Linked DNA regions of Mus musculus: region 1 is linked to region 2. Evidence: chromatin loops called from intact Hi-C (ENCODE). Cell type or tissue: left cerebral cortex. All regions are shown on one strand.

Evidence for each region. Peaks named below come from ENCODE experiments on the same cell type or tissue, not always from the same donor. Only the 100,000 strongest peaks of a DNase experiment are listed, where the experiment ranks them.
Region 1: it touches region 2 in a loop (2.5-fold over the local background); 3 of 42 quality-filtered maps call a loop at or near these places.

The regions. Positions count from the first base shown.
Region 1 is chr9:56,117,248-56,119,747 of GRCm38, reverse strand. All of the region lies in intron 3 of Pstpip1 (proline-serine-threonine phosphatase-interacting protein 1), which reads right to left. Among named protein-coding and RNA genes, the nearest start is that of Pstpip1, 29 kb to the right of the region's middle. In left cerebral cortex, a CTCF peak has its summit at 1,074 (motif pointing left); a DNase peak (open chromatin) is centred at 1,008; H3K4me3 peaks cover 454 bases; H3K27ac peaks cover 198 bases.
Region 2 is chr9:55,945,676-55,948,175 of GRCm38, reverse strand. No RefSeq gene overlaps it. Among named protein-coding and RNA genes, the nearest start is that of Scaper, 8.8 kb to the right of the region's middle. In left cerebral cortex, a CTCF peak has its summit at 1,158 (motif pointing left); a DNase peak (open chromatin) is centred at 1,166.

The DNA of each region.
Region 1 (2,500 bases), 170 kb before region 2:
GGAGAGGCTGCCAGGTAAAGTGGAAGCCCCTGGGCAAGTGGGGGTGACACCTGGGCAGCAGAGGCAGACAGGCCACAAGTTTAAGGTCATCATAAGCGACCAAAAAAAAAAAAAAAAAAAAAAAAGACTCTGTCCCAACTGCTCCCACCCCCTTCCCACAGAAATCCCCACTCTGCTCAGTTTACTTGAACAGCACACTGGGCGCCCTGGATTCTCTCCGGCAGCCTTGTTCACCCCAGAGCATGGTAGCGCTGAGGGCCAAGCAGAGATGCCGGCTCGGCCAGCACACACTGCTGTTTATCGGTGGGTATCGGAGTCCTGGGGCCAATACGGAAACTGTGAGCGCGAGTCCAAGCTCTCAGGAGCAGGGCCCTCGAGAGGCATGTGCTCCATTCAGAGGAGGGGGCAGATAGTGTGTGTGGGAACCAACCTAGGAAATCTGCGGTGGCCTCTTACTCCGGTCTCCACACACAAAAGCAGCACACCCTGTAGCCAGATGGCCAGGCTCTACCACTTATTCACTGTGTGACCCTGGGCAAGCCACCTGGCCCTCTGCCTTGACTTCCCTTCTATGGTGAGCAGTTAGCAGCACAAAGTGGTTTTGAGAATGATAGTCCACTCACTATAAGGCATCGTTGAAGCCTGGCGCAAGTCAGGAGCTTAACATGCCTGTCACACTCACACATATGCAAACTCCGCCAGTCCCCAGGACATCCCCCAGGCACCAGCAGCCGAACTAGGTCTTCCTCTAACCCCAGTTGCACTTTGGAAGAGTTTTCCAGTGGCGCCTTCCCAGAAGCGGCATCCTTAACTTCAGGTAGGAGGAGTCTCTGCCTGGCTACACCAGCTTCCGTCCTTTCCCAGAGCCTCTCCGGCAGCTGAGTGACATCAGGCCGTGCATGTGAGGGAGATGTGCCTCTGCGCTCCCAGCTTGGGCTTAGGGGTACTACGTCTCTTAAGGACACAAAAGCAAACGCATGGTGGCACAGCCTGCTCCACGCTCAGCATCGAGAGCTAAGTAGCGCCCTTGTTGCAAGCTTTCACTGCCTCTCTGCAGGGCGCTCTTCCGCCCCCTGGTGGTAATATAGTCATGTGGCACCTGTCACATAACCAATTCCCTGGGTGAACTGTAAGGGAAGCCCACCTGCCTGTGCTTCCTTCCGGGGTAGGATGAATATGTTCCATGGGGGCTTCCTCTTCTCTCTGAACAGTTGGGGACATTGAGGCCAAGGAGGAGTGGCAACCTGAGAGGACCCCTGGAGATCCAGGCCCTAAGGAGGATTATGGGGTCCTAGTTACTGCCAGGTGTCTTGCCTGACAAGACCATGGAGCAGTAGCAACAGCCTGGGAGCCATGAGATATGCAGATGTGCAGGCCTCTGCCAGTGACCAACCGCTGACCACTTAGTCCTAACCTTCCAGTGCTGACACACTCAGGATGAGGATAGCCTGAATGGTTTCCGCCTCGGGCCCACAAGCCATTTACAGATAAGGAAACTGAGTCACTGAGGCCAAAAGCCATCCAGGTGGTAAGAGGCAAAACCTCAAGGCCAAGGGCTGCACTTATCGATGGCTCAGGGGTTAAGAGCACATTTGGTTCTTGCACCCACATCAGATGGCTCGCAGCCCTGTAACCCCAGCCCTAGCCATCACCACTGGCCTCCACGGGCCCCTGCACACATCCGCACAGCAGACATACAAATGCAAATCCTAAAAGATAAAATGTCAAGGCTAGCCTTGCAGAGGAAGGTGACCACAGGTTAGAATGATTCTGACTTTCGGCATTTATCACCAATGTGCAAACGTGCAACACAACCTGCTAGTCTGTAGCTTGGCTCTCAGGAGACCTGGAAACTCTAGCTGAAGTCTAGTTTCACAGTATAACTGCTCCTCACTAGGAGACATGCCTTCACCCTGATCTCAGTGGAGCAGAGATCATAAAACACATGAAATCTCCTCTGATGGGACCATCTCAGCACTTGTGTTTAGGAGGGGTGAAGGTCAGGTGGGCTTTAAGGTGCCCATGGGCTAATGTTGCTCATCTGTAACCACAGAGGGGCTCACAGGACATTGGCCAAGGTCCACTCTGTTCTCCAAGGCACCCACAGCATCCCTCCTGGTGTGGCAAGAAGAAGAGTGGGAGGAGGTGACTACTTCTTGAGCAAGGTGAGGGTCTGGGCAGAAGCAGAGGACCAGACAGGAAGGCTGATCATGGTGTGTGCGGTATCATGACAGCTCCTGAAATACCTAGCCTGTCCTTACAATGCACCAAAAGCCACACAGGGGCTCAGGCAGGTTCACTACGGTAACAGGAGTGAGGAGTGAGAAAACTCATTCTAAGGTGTGACTAAAACTTCCTGTCATTTATGGGGACCCTGTGAGACCCTAGCTAGTGTGAGGCCTGAGGCAGGAATGCTGGTTTGAGGGCTGCACAGGAGGAGGTAGCCAGTGGAGCTCTCTCAGTGTGGGCTAGTCACGAAGTCACTTCACCCCCAGGCCTT
Region 2 (2,500 bases):
AAAAAAAAAAAAAAAAAAAAAACAGACAAGGAGACACACCACAGACAAGTGCCTGCAAGGAGCCAGTGCTCCTTAGGAATGGAGAGACAGCAGGCAGGTGAAGCTGCCATTATTGGAGTTGTAAACTGGCATTGCTAGAAAACTAGTGCTGTGCTGCAGACTCAGACCATGAAGAAAGGAGCTGTTGCTGAGAAATGGATACAATGGGAGAACAGAGGGGCTACTAGACATGCTGCTGTGGAGGGAAGGAAAGAGGGAGGGAAGGAGGGAGGGAGGGAAAGAAGGGAGGGAGGCGAGAGGGGGGATGCAAGGGAGAGAAGTAGTCCGAGTCCCTGCATTGGCCAAACCCATCTGGAAGGCATTTGGAAAGGGGTCCTGAAAAATGTAGTTTCTTGAGTTAGGAAAAAGCATAGGGGAAAAAATATTAGAGAAGCAATTCCTGAGGAATGGGCAGTTAATTCTGTGAGCCACATCTTTTATGATTCAAATGTCAGATAGCTAATGCCCTATGAAATGGAGTTGATGGACAAACAACTGGCCTGCCCTCTCAGCCTCCACAAGGACAGTTCTGAAGCTTCTTACCCATTTCACGCAGGCTTCTCTGTAAGATTGTGCTGCAGTTGCCCACACTGGTCACATCCTTGTTACCTACTTTATCTCTGACCCCCTTTCCTCTTGTCTTGCCACAAGGCTCACCTTCCACACCAAACTTGAACCCAAGCCCCTTTCTTTCTTTTTTTTTTTTAAAGATTTATTTATTTATTATATGTAAGTACACCATAGCTGTCTTCAGACACTCCAGAAGACGAAGTCAGATCTTGTTACAGATGGTTGTGAGCCAACCAGTAAGAATTTAGAATGAGCCAGGGGCAAAGGTCTCTAAATCAGAGGAGCCTAAGGATATTGGAGAGAGAAAAATTAAGATTTGTTTTGGTTTTAGACAGGCTCTCACTATCTATTTAGCTATGGCTGGTCTTGCTCTGTGGTGAAAAGGTTATCCCAGCTCACAGAGATCTGCCTGACACTGCCCCCAGACTGCTAAAATTCAATGCCAACCTGAATTAAGTTTCCTTAGTTTGTGGTCAGGCATTTTAGCTTCCAGGATCTGAGTGTTGTGTTTGTAGTGTATGGGAATCAGCGCCATCTGTTGGTCAGGGTTCAAAACAGCTACTTCATCTTCCCCTTCACATGCTCCAGCAGATCATAGATGGGGTAGATATTGGGGTAAGCCAATTCAAAGCCCTGGATCTGGGCCTGGATGGTAGCTGAGTTTCTCAGCCTGACAGTTCTCCTGCTCCATCACCACTAGGGTGAGCTCTCCAGCACTATCCAGGCTAGCTTACCCAATGCTTTAGATGGCAAGGGTAGTCAGCCCTCCTGTTCTCATGCTCTCAAGGCCAGCTCATCTGCACCACTGCCATTATGGTCATCTCTACTGGGTTACTCTCCTGAATGATGCAGCCAGTGAAGGGTGTGGCCAGCTCTTCTGCTCTCATGACCTCTGGGTCAGCCTTCTACCAACCATAGGTGGAGAGTTGAGAAGTGGGGCAGGGAGTGGGGGTGGGGAGCATCTTTCACTCACTCAGGCCACCCCACTGGAAATGAAGAGCCAGGCCAGTTCTCCCTAGTGTGGTGGCTGGTGACGGGTGGGGCCAGCTCAGCATAGTTCCTCAGGAAGCAGTCCAGACCAGGGACATCTACATGGCCTTTGGTGGTAATGTGGGTCTGAGACATCAACACAGACACCAGCTGCAATAGGATCACAGACCCAGACATGTTCCCTGGCAGCAAGGAATGGGGCTGAGTGTCATCATGGCCTCTGGTGTCATGGTAGGCCACTTAGATCAGCTCCCCCCCCCCCCCCCCCCCGCTGCTCCCCAGGCAGCATAGCTCTCAGACATCCACATGGTCTCCAGTGGTAGCCCAGACCACAGACATCTGATTGGCCTATTGTGGTAACTTGAGACACAGATATTGACACAGGCACCAGCTGCATCAGGACCATGGACCCAGACATGGTCCTTGGCAGCAGCCAGGACCAGGACCTCACCATGGTCTCAGGTGTCTGTGTAGGCTCCTCATATCTGCCTGTACCTCACTGCCATCGAATCTTCAGTTCCAGCTTTCTTCACAGTGTACTAACCCCTCACCTTCCCATTCTCTCTCATCTCTCACTGCACACTCCATTTTTTCCATCTCTCCATCTCACATGCCCCATCTTAGCCATGCTGCACTCTGGCACCACCAGCATGGGCACTTGAATGTCTTTCTTTTCTTTCTCTCTCTTTCTTGTCTGTCTTTCTTTCTTTCTTCGTTTCTTTCTTTCCCTCTCTTTTTTCTTTCTTTCTTTCTTTCCTTCTTTCTTTCTTTCTTTCTTTCTTTCTTTCTTTCTTTCTTTCTCTCTTTCTCTTTCTCCTTTCTTCATTTCTTTCCCTCTCTCTTTCTCTCTTTCTCTCTTTCTTTCTTTCTTTCTTTCTTTCTTTCTTTCTTTCTTTCTTTC